Regions from separate parts of the Homo sapiens genome. Here all the other regions are linked to region 2. The links are chromatin contacts, found by Hi-C or POLR2A ChIA-PET in ENCODE. All regions are on one chromosome and are shown on one strand. The core of a region is the stretch at or near the end of the contact, and the rest is flanking DNA. Distances in the headings are between cores, read along the strand shown. Region 1 has its middle 19 kb from the start of LINC02507. Region 2 overlaps ARHGAP10 (Rho GTPase activating protein 10). Region 3 overlaps ARHGAP10 (Rho GTPase activating protein 10).

Region 1 (3,504 bases), core at 586-3,085, 250 kb before region 2:
TTTCCCTTTCAAATTATAAAAAGAATATATCAAATATGTCAATAATGTCTTTAAAACTCTTACAGAACAATAATTAATGAACAATCCATGTATATATGGAGGGAAACCCTATATATGGTGATATGGTTTGGCTCTGTGTCCTCACCCATATCTCATCTTGTAGCTCCCATAATTCCCACATGCTGCGGGATAGACCCAATGGGAGATGATTGAATCATGGGGGCAGGTCTTTCCCATGCTATTCTTGTGATAGTGCATAAGTCTCATGAGATCTGATGGTTTTTAAAAGGGGAGTTTCCCTCCACAAGCTCTCTTCTCTTGTCTGCCGCCATGTGAGACATGCCTTTCACCTTCTGCCATGATTGTGAGGCCTTCCCAGACACATAAAACTGTAAGTCCAATAAACCTCTTTCTTTTGTAAATTGCCCAGTCTCGGGTATGTCTTCATCAGCAGCTTGAAAACGGACTAATACATATGGGGATATATATCTGACTTATCCAGTCCTTTGCTACCCTAAACAAGACAGTGCCGTACATCATTGTCAAGTCTCCAGGGGGATTTGCATGATTTCTCTGGGAGATGTAAGCAGGACTGCTGCTGGATCATAAGGTTTGTGCATAGTTAATATCACCAGTTACAGCCAGGATGTCTCCAGAATGGCCAAACTAGTCCTGGGTTGATCCATCATTGAAGAGTTCAACAGCTCCAGATGCCATGAAATTGCTCCACTTTACACTGGAACCATCACGATGGAGGAGCATACACCGTTAGGGACACGTAAGCAGACACTGTCAAAGACCAGACCGGACCCCCTTGCATCCATTTTACCAGCTCTCTTCACTCATCTCCAGCTTCAAAGTTTTGGGGTTTTTTTGTTGGATTTTGTTTGTTTTTGAAACAGTGTCTCGCTCTTTCGCCCAGGCTGGAGTGCAGTGGTATGATCACAGCTCACTACAGCCTCGACCTCCTGGGCTCTAGAAATCCTCCTACCCCAGCCTCCTGAGTAGCTGGGAGTACAGGTGCATGCCACCACACCTGACTTTCTTTTATTTTTTTACTTTTTGTTTTTAGTAGAGAGGGGGGTCTTGCTATGTTACCCAGGCTGGTCTCGAACTCCTGGGCTCAGCAGTGTTTCTACTGCTTAATATTTACACCTGCAACAATCGGTGGCTCACCCTTGGACACTGGAGCCCGCCTAGACTGTAAGAAGAACTGCCTTGGAATTGTATATCCTCCTCCACCCCCACCACGACCTATAGCCAATGACTTACTGGTGTGGACTTACACCAGCTCTTGTATCTCAAGGTGGGGTAAACACCTTGCACCCTGGAGATCAGGCTGAGTCTGGGACTTCACCTGACATCTCAACTTTACTTAGTTTCTCTCTTTCCTTCCCGCAGCCTACTTCTTCCACTCCCTTACTAATTTCCTCTGGAAGCTGTGCCTTAACAAACCACTTACACCCAAATCCTTGGTTCAAGCTCAGCTTCAGGAAGAATCTGGGCAAAGACACACATTTCTATTTCACTGCTGAACATAAATGACAAATTCCAGACATTGATCATGTTAGATTCTTCAGCATACTAAATTTGGGCTCCTATTTAAAACTACTTTCACTTTCTTTACTGGGCCATCTTAATATAATATACTAAAATCTCTCCTAATTGACAATCCAAGCTTCCTCCCCCACAGCTGCAGTCCCAGCTGCTGTCAAAGAGCATGGCTTTTCTGTGGGATAGTCACGTCGACCCCTGTAGGAACTCCATTTCAGACTCTCAGGGGGTATGACTGTTAGGTGTTTCTGTGTCTCCAAATGTTACTCATGGCAGAAAGCAGCTGCAATTGCCCTTTACAGAACATGCCCCTCTCAAATAGCTGTCACGTGAAAATTTGAGTCATTTATGAAGCTGCAAACCAGTAAGAGAGGTAACAAGATTAAGTCAGGGTGGGCGGGAAAGTGCAGGCAGCACACACAGGCTGCTCGTCCAAGGAGTGTGACTGTGAGAACACTTGGGAACTCGGGCAGCAGCCAGAGGAAACAGCAGGGGCAAAGGAAAGGTGTATGTATATTCAAGAAAAATACAACCTCAGCGTTTTTAGGACAGAAGAATTGACGCCAGTGAAAGGAAAAAATTGTGTAGGGATGAAAATAAAAAGATATTTGATAGATGAAGTTCCCAGAGAAGGTGAGAGGGGGAGGAAATGGCAGTCTTGGAAAGGAAGAAGGTCTTCACTGATGATCAAAAGTGCCTGTGTCTTCAGGCATAGGATTTCCTATGAGTTCCATGTCCTCTGTCTGTATGTTAGGCTTAAGGACAAAGGCCTATTTGTGCCATACAAAGAAAAGTGCCTGTATTAGGCCGTTCTCACATCACTATAAAAATACCTGAGACTGGGTAATTTATAAAGAAAAGAGGTTTAATTGCCTCCTGGTTCTGCAGGCTTTATGGGAGATGACATGGTGCTGGCATCTGCTCAGCTTCTAGGGAGGCCTTGGGAAGCTTACAATCAGGGTGGAAGGTGGTGGGGGAGCAGGCATGTCACGTGGCAAAAGCAGGGGCAAGGGAGAGACGTGGGGGGAAGCTCTCTTCACTCATCTCCAATACTTTTAAACAATCAGATTTTGTGATAACTCACTATCATGAAAACAGCACCAAGCCATGAGGGATCTGCCTCCATGTACCAAACACCTCTCACCAGGTCTCACTTCCAACATTGGTGATATGGTTTGACTGTGTCCCCACCCAAATCTCATCTTGAACTGTAGCTCCCATAATCCCCACTTGTCGTGGGAAGGACCTGGTGGGAGGTAATTGAATCATGGGGTCAGGTTTTTCCCAGGCTATTCTCATGACAGTGAATAAGTCTCATGAGATCTGATGGTTTTATAAAGGGCAGCTCCCTTGCACATGCTCTCTTGCCTGCCACCATGTAAGATGTGCCTTTGTTCCTCCTTTGCCTTCTGCCATGATTGTGAGTCCTCCTCAGCCATGTGGAACTCTGAGTCCATTAAACCTCTTTTTCTTTATAAATTATCCAGTCTCAGGTTTTTCTTCATAGCAGTATGAAAATGAACTAATACAATAAATTGGTACTGGTAGAGTGGGGTACTGCTATAAGAATACCTGAAAATGTGGAAGCGACTTTGGAGCTGAGTAACAGGCAGAGGTTGGAACAGTTTGGAGGGCTCAGAAGAAGACAGAAAAATGTGGGCAAGTTTGGAACTTCCTAGAGACTTGGAGGGCTCAGAAGACAAGAAGGTGTGGGAAAGTTTGGAACTTCCTAGAGATTTGTTGAATGGCTTCGACCAAAATGCTGATAGTGAAATGGACTATAAGGTCCTGGCTGAGGTGGTCTCAGATGGAGATGAGGATTGTTGGGAACTGGAGCAAAGTTGACTCTTGCTATGTTTTGGCAAAGAGACTGGCAGTATTTTGCCCCTGCCCTAGAGATCTGTGGAACTTTCAACTTGAGAGAGATGATTTAGGGTATCTGGTGGAAGA
Region 2 (3,322 bases), core at 311-2,810:
GCCTGGCCAACATGATGACTTTGGGCAGCCTAGGTGGGTGGATCACTTGAGTCCAGGAGTTTGTGACCAGCCTGGCCAACATGATGAAACCCCGTCTCTACTAAAAATACAAAAGATTAGCCTTGGCTGGGTGCAGTGGCTCACGCCTGTAATCCCAGCACTTTGGGAGGCCAAGGTGGTGCATTACGTGAGGTCAGGAGTTTGAGACACTCTCTCTCTCTCTCTCTCTCTCTCTCTCTCTCTCTCTCTCTCTCTCTCTCTCTCTCTATATATATATATATATATATATATATATATATATAGACTTTTTACCCCCCCACGCTTGAAAAATGTGCTACTTCCTTTAGTCTCCATGGTTTCAGATGGGAAATCCATTGTTCGAATTGGTGTTCCTTACAGATCATGTATCATTTCTCACAGCCTGCTTTCAAGCAGATTTTTTTCTTTGTCTTTAGTTTTCAGAAGACTAGTTATTGATGTTTACCATTGATCCTAGCCTTGGCCTGAATTTCTTTTTGTCCTTTTTTTTTTCTCTTCGAGATGGAGTCTCACTCTGTCACCCAGGCTGGAATGCATTGGTGTGATGTCGGCTCACTGCAACCTCTGCCTCCCGGGTTCAAGCGATTCTCCTGCCTCAGTCTCCTGAGTAGCTGGGACTACAGGCATGCATCAGTATGCCTGGCTAATTTTTGTATTTTTAGTAGAGACGGGATGGGGTTTTGCCATGTTTGCCAGGCTGGTCACAAACTCCTGACCTCAAGTGATCTGCCTGCTTTGGCCTTCCTAATGCTGGGATGGCCTCTCTTTGTTTATTCTGATCATAAATTTGCTCAGCTTCTTAAATCTGTTTATGTCTTTTACCAAATTTGGAATGTTTTCAGCCATTATTTCTTTGAATATTCTTTTAGCCCTATTCTCTTTTTCCTCTTGGGGCTCAATGATACAAGGCTGGATGTTTTGCTGTTCCACAGGTCTCTGAGGCTCTGCTTATTTTCACAGCCTGTTTTCTATTGTTCTGATAGAGTGAATTCTGTTGTCTTTCCTCAAGTTCAGTGATTTTTTTTATCCTGTCATTTTCATCCTACTATTGAGCATATCAAGTGAGTTTTTGTTACTGTACTTTTCAGTTGTATAATTTATATTTGGTTTTTAAAATAATTTCACTTCTGAGATTTTCTAGTTTCTCATTTGTTTCAACAGAATTTATAATTGATTATTGAAGCACTTGTAAGAGGGTTGCTTTAAAATCCTCATCAGATAATTTCAACATCTGATTTATCTCAGGGTTAGGGTCAGTTTTTTGGCTAAAATGGGAATTTGACTTGGGATTTTCCTGGTTCTTGGTATGGTGGGTGATTTTTGACTGTATTCTGGACATTTTGCCTATCTTTTTTTTGGGGGGGTGCGGGCAGTGGGAATGTTCTGAATCCCATTTAAATCTTTTGTTTTAGCAGGCAGCCACCCAGTTAGTCTTAGCACACAGGTCCTGCCCTACATTTGTGGGCTGTGGTTCCAATGACAGTTTAACTTTCAGAGCCTTTGTGGTGTTTGTCTGCTTGGTGGTTAGATGCCGCTAGGGCTGCCGTCTCATTTCCCCCTGCTGTTATTGCTGGCTGTGGAGGCAGAAGGGATTTCCCTAGGCTGGGCTACTAGGTGTCTCCCAGTGGGGGAAACGTAGTCTCAGGACCCTGGAGACTGAGGGACTTTCCTGACTGTGGCATAGTCCCCCTTCCTGTGGGGGACAGAGAGCTCTTGAGCCAGACACTTGTTGAGATGGAATCTCTCTACCTGTGCCCCACGGTTTTCCTCATGTCTGTGTGCAATGGAAGGGCGTCTTAGGCCCATGTGACCAGAGAGGCTTCCTGGGCCAGGTCACTTGTGGCTGGGGAGTCTTGTGTCTGCCCTATTGCATATGTCGAGGCTCCCCTAGTTATTGTTGGTGGGGCTTTAGGTTGGTCCTTCTTTTGGATGGTGTAGGACTTATCTGATGTGAGGGGGACTCGTGTTTGATCTGGGTCATAGGAATGAGCCTACCTGAGCTGCCTTTTGTTCTCATGTCATGGGTTGGGAAATGGTGGGTCTGGGTGACCACTTTGCATAGGGGGATGCAAGATACTGTTTCACTGAGCTGTTCTTCCATTTTTGGGGTCACAAACTGGTTTGTTTTCTTCTTACCATCTTTCAGAGTTCTCCTTTGGTTATCTCCTCTGCTATTTCCAGGGTTTATAGCGCTTAGTAGGGAGGAGCAGAGAGACATAGTTTTCTATGCTGTCTTGTGCCTTGTCATTCATTATTTTTTTCCTTTTTCTTTTTTGACACAGCGTCTTACTCTGTCACCCAGGCTGGAGTGCAGTGGCACAATCTTGTCTCACTGCAACCCACGCCTCGTGGGATTAAGTGATTCTTGTGCCTCCCAAGTAGCTGGGACTACAGGTGCCTGACACCATGCCTGGCTAATTTTTGTATATTTAGTAGAGACAGCGTTTCGCCATGTTGGCCAGGCTGGTCTTGAACTCCTGGCCTCAAGTGATCTGCCCACCTCTGCATTTGAAAGTGCTGAGATAACAGGCGTGAGCCACCGTGCCCAGCCTTATTCATTCTTAGATGTTGGAATTTTAAAAAGCAATGAAAAATGTCAGCAAAATTTAGCATTTATTTTTCTACGTTCAGTAAAACATATCTCTCAGGGGTCTTATGGAGGTAAGGAAACATGAGAACCAGTTAGGTTAAATGACTGGTCCTGGGGCTCTATTGGTCGTTAATTACAGAACACAGACTAGAGTTAGACTCCTCTTAATGAATCCACTATTTGTTTCTTTGTAGCAAACTAAGTTGAAGACTTCTCTATAAGAAAAGAGAAGAGAACCATTGCTGTGCTGTAATGCTCTGGGCTTTATAATGTTAACACACAAAATAATTTATATATCAAGTGGAAAACCTCTCAGAATACAGGAAAAGAATCCAGTGTTCAATTATATTAAGAGTGAATAACATGCTGTGTTTGTTCCAATTTTAGTATTCATCATTTTTTGTAAAGTGTAAAATAACATACCGTCTGTTTTTTACTATAAAACATTTGAATGGCCTTATAAAATGTTTCTTGCAAAAGAAAGTTCTCTCACTGGTTATCATCACCATTTGTATTATACTTCAAAGAGAGTAAAGAATATAATGAAGGTTGGTGGCACCACCCAAGCGAATTAATCTCATAGCTTAGCATTATGTGGGACTTTTCATCAGGTCATCGCTGTTTACTCCACAGACATCAGATACCTCTCAAAATAGTTCTCCATGAAGCTTTTTTTCCTCTGCTGCAGAGATG
Region 3 (3,713 bases), core at 1,176-3,675, 180 kb after region 2:
ATATTTTCTGATATATGTATAAGAGTAGGGACCTCTGCTCTTTTTCGATTCCATTTGTGTGGTAGATTTTCCTCCATCCCTTTACTTTGAGCCCAGGGGCGTGATCATATGTGAGATGGGTCTCTTGCAAACAGCAGAAGGACGGATCTTGGTTTTAAAATTCAATTTGCCACCCTATGTCTTTTATTTTTAGTCTTTTTTCAAAAGACAGGGTTTTGCTCCATCACCCGTGCTGGAAGTGCAGTGGTATGAGTATGGGTCACTGCAGCTTTGACTTCCCAGGCTCAAGTGATCCTTTTGCCTCAGCCCCCTGTCTCTTCTGGTTTATAAAGTTTCTTCTGTGAAGTCAGCTGTCATTCTGATGGGTTTCTTTTTATAGGTAACATGATCCTTTTCTGTAGCTACCTTTAAGATTTTTTCTTTTGCGTTGATCTTGGAAAGTCTGATGACTATGTGCCTTGGACTCGGTCGTCTTGTATCTCACAGGAGTTCCCTGGGTTTCTTTTCTTTCTTTCTTTTTTTTTTTTTTTTCTTTTTGAGACAGGGTCTCACTCTGTTGCCCAGGCTGGAGTGCAGTGGTGCAATCACGGCTCACTGCAGCCTTGACCTCCTCCCAGGCTCAGACAACCCTCCCATGTCAGCTTCCTAAGACTGTAGCTGGGACTACAGGCATGTGCCATCACACCCAGCTAAATCTTTTTTTTTTTTTTTTTTTTTTTTTGGTATTTTGTGTTGAGATGGGGTCTCCCTATGTTGCCCAGGCTGGTCTCGAACTCCTTGGCTCAAGCAGTCCTCCTGCCTTGGTGTCCCAAAGTGTTGGGATTACAGGTGTGAGCCACCACACCTAGCCTGGATTTCTTATATCTGCATTTTAACCTCTCAAGCAAGATTGGGGAAATTTTCCTGAATTTTATCCCCAAATATGTTTTCCAAGCTGCTTATTTTCTCTTCTTTTCTCTCAGGAATGCCAATAAGGTATACATTTGGTTGTTTTACATAATCTCGTATTTCTCAAATACTTACTTACTTTCTTTTTTTTCCTGAATTTTCGAGACAGGGTCTTACTCTCGCCCAGGCTGGAGTGCACTGGTATAATCACAGCTCATTGCAGCCTCGACTTTCTGGGTTCAGGTGATTCTTCCGCCTCAGTCTTCCTAGTAGCTGGACTCCAGGTGTGCATGACCATGCACTGCTAAGTTTTTGCATTTTTTGTAGAGATGGGGGTCTCACCATGTTGCCTAGCCTGGTCTTGAACTCTTGGGCTCAGAAGATCCACCCGCCTTGGCCTCCCAAAGTGCTGGGACTACAGGCATGAGCCATGGTGCCTGGCTGCTTTGTTTTTTTTTTTTTTTTGAAGCAGAGTCTCACTCTGTCGCCCAGGCTGGAGTACAGTGGCACGATCTCGGCTCACTGCAACCTCCACCTCCCGGGTTCACGCCATTCTCCTGCCTCAGCCTCCCGAGTAGCTGGGACTACAGGCGCCCGCCACCACGCCCAGCTAATTTTTTGTATTTTTAGTAGAGACAGGGTTTCACCGTGTTAGCCAGGATGGTCTCCATCTCCTGAGCTCGTGATCCGCCCGCCTCCTCCTCCCAAAGTGCTGGGATTATAGGCGTGAGCCACTGCACTCGGCCTGTTCATTTTTTAAAATTCTTTTTTTTTTTTTCAAATTTTTGTCTGGGTTCATTTGAAGCACTGATTTTTGAGTTCTGAAATTCTTTCTTTTGCATGGTCTCATCTGCCGTTAAGACTTCCAACTGTATTTTGAAATTCCTATAGTGAATTTTTCAATTCTAGAAGTTCTGTTTTGTTCCTTCTTAACATAGCTATGTCATCTTTTGAATCTTGAGTCGTTTTTGTGTTGTTTCTTGTCTTGGATTTCAATTTTCTCTTTGATCTTGTTGCATTTCTTTGCTATCCATATCCTGGATTCTTTATATGTCATTTCAGACATTCATTCCGGTTAGAATCCATTGCTGGGGAGTTAGTGGGATCCTTTGAAGGTGACAAAACAGTCTGGCTTTTTCTACTGCTGGAGTTCTTATGCTGGTTTCTTCTCATTTGAAAGAACTGATGTTTTCTTTTTTTTGATTTTGTTATTGTTTGGATGAGAGTTCTTGATTTTTTTATTCTTTTTGTCCTTGGGGCTGTTACTGTGGTGTATATTGTGTGTGATTGTTTGGCTACGTTTCTGGGTATTTTCAGAGTTCCAAGGCTGTTTATGAGTTCCTTGGTTGCAGAGAGGTTCCTACAGTGGCTTTCTCCTTTGTTGCTTGTAGGGGTGTAATTTTGTTTGGTGGTGTTGTTTAAGCTGCAGTCCAGTAGATGGCGCTTAAGAGTAATAGCTGCCTGGGGAATGGGCAGAGGGAGGCAACAGAGAAGCATGAAAAGCGCCCTCCCCCAGTACACATTCGCGTTCAGCGGCTGGAGCCACTGGAGAAGCCCCAGGAAGCAGTTTCTTTCAGCCCAAACTCTCCAGGCCCCAGCAGGAGGACGCACTGCCAAGTCCGCCACAGCACATTGAGGAGGCGGGAAGGGAGTATGAGACGACCCTCTCTCCATGTTCGTTCCAGGGCTGTGGTGGTGCCACCTTTAGCGGCTAATGCCATGCCCGTGTTTCCTTTGACCCACGGTGGCCTTTGGAGGCTGTGCTCCCACCTCCCTTGTGGGAGGACCACACCAAGAGTTGGGTCTCCAGATCTGGCTGTTTTCACTGGCAAGGTGTCTGTTTGAGTTCTGTGGTTATAAATAGCATTTCTGTGGTGGCTTGTGAGCAGGCTCACTGCCTCCTGTAGGACCAGGGGGCAGTGGTCTCAGGAGACTAACCTCGTTCCTGAGTGCTGTGTGCTTATGTCTGATTTCTTATTGTGTTGTGCCATTCAACGTCCAGGCCAAGAAGTGGCTTTTGGGTTAAGAGCCAGCTGTGGCCAATATAGTTGAGTAGAAACTTGATCCTTGTTTACTGGGGAAACTCTCTGTTGCCTCAGGGCCAATCTGTGGAGTGCACAGTGGTCTGAGCGCCCTGCTCCAACCTGGAGGAGGGCTTCAAGATGGGCAGGCCAGACCAGGCAGGCCCACCTACAGGTCCCCCAATGGCAGGTCCGAGCATCAGCTTTGAGGGGTGGTCCAATGGGTGGCTACTAGGCACATAGAGATGTGCCTAGGTGTGGAGCTGGGAACCTCACCTGGTCTCAAGTTCTCTGCATGAGGCAGTGGAGCTGCCTAATCTCATCCAGGAGAGTGGGTCCTCCAGGTGCCAGGAGATCTGCTTGGGTATGGAGCAGAGAGGGCCCTGCTGCACCACAGTCTCTGCACAAGAAGGGAAGGGTAGCTCTGGCTGCAGATCCAGGCAAGTGGGTGCTCTGAATGCCTGGAGATACTCCTGGGTGTGGGGAAGAGAGGGCCTCACTGTACCACGGTCTCTGCACAGGAAAGATGGGTGGCTCAGGCTACTGATCCAGGTGAGCAGGTGCTCTGAATGCATGGAAATCTGCCTGGGGGTGGAGTGTAGAAGGCCCTGCTGCACCATAACCTCAGGAGAGGAGGCTGGGCACCCAGCAGGGACACATGCAAACCAGTTCCAGGCCACCAAGCTGGCTCTGTCTGCACGCCTCATTGCCCAGATAAACCATGGCTACAGCGACTCTCCTCTTACTTTTGGACCTGTGATGGGGGAGAGCACAATTCTAGTACCTACTGTTGGGTTACTTTCT

Evidence for each region. A loop is a pair of places that touch in the nucleus more often than their neighbours do. ChIA-PET counts read pairs that join two places held with the same protein, here RNA polymerase II (POLR2A). Pooled maps may share reads with other maps.
Region 1: a loop to region 2 is called in a pooled map, with 2.2 times the contacts of the local background. The contact joins two enhancer-like sites. A Hi-C loop is called at or near these places in 2 of 50 pooled maps. POLR2A ChIA-PET finds 5 or more read pairs at or near these places in 2 of 52 experiments (AG04450 and WTC11).
Region 3: a loop to region 2 is called in a pooled map, with 11 times the contacts of the local background. The contact joins two enhancer-like sites. A Hi-C loop is called at or near these places in 1 of 37 single-sample maps with no recorded cell type and 3 of 50 pooled maps. POLR2A ChIA-PET finds 5 or more read pairs at or near these places in 1 of 52 experiments (BJ).

What each region holds. Positions count from the first base shown.
Region 1 is chr4:147,548,961-147,552,464 of GRCh38, forward strand. No RefSeq gene overlaps it. Among named protein-coding and RNA genes, the nearest start is that of LINC02507, 19 kb to the right of the region's middle. RefSeq lists an enhancer at 2,005-2,064. Within about 2 kb of position 1,836, at least 5 of the 41 ENCODE cell types and tissues checked have a DNase peak (open chromatin) inside an H3K27ac peak, as active enhancers do.
Region 2 is chr4:147,798,516-147,801,837 of GRCh38, forward strand. All of the region lies in intron 1 of ARHGAP10 (Rho GTPase activating protein 10), which reads left to right. Among named protein-coding and RNA genes, the nearest start is that of MIR4799, 18 kb to the left of the region's middle. RefSeq lists an enhancer at 1,654-1,953. Within about 2 kb of position 1,561, at least 2 of the 41 ENCODE cell types and tissues checked have a DNase peak (open chromatin) inside an H3K27ac peak, as active enhancers do.
Region 3 is chr4:147,981,851-147,985,563 of GRCh38, forward strand. The region is part of intron 18 of ARHGAP10 (Rho GTPase activating protein 10); the gene reads left to right. Among named protein-coding and RNA genes, the nearest start is that of MIR4799, 200 kb to the left of the region's middle. Within about 2 kb of position 2,426, at least 3 of the 41 ENCODE cell types and tissues checked have a DNase peak (open chromatin) inside an H3K27ac peak, as active enhancers do.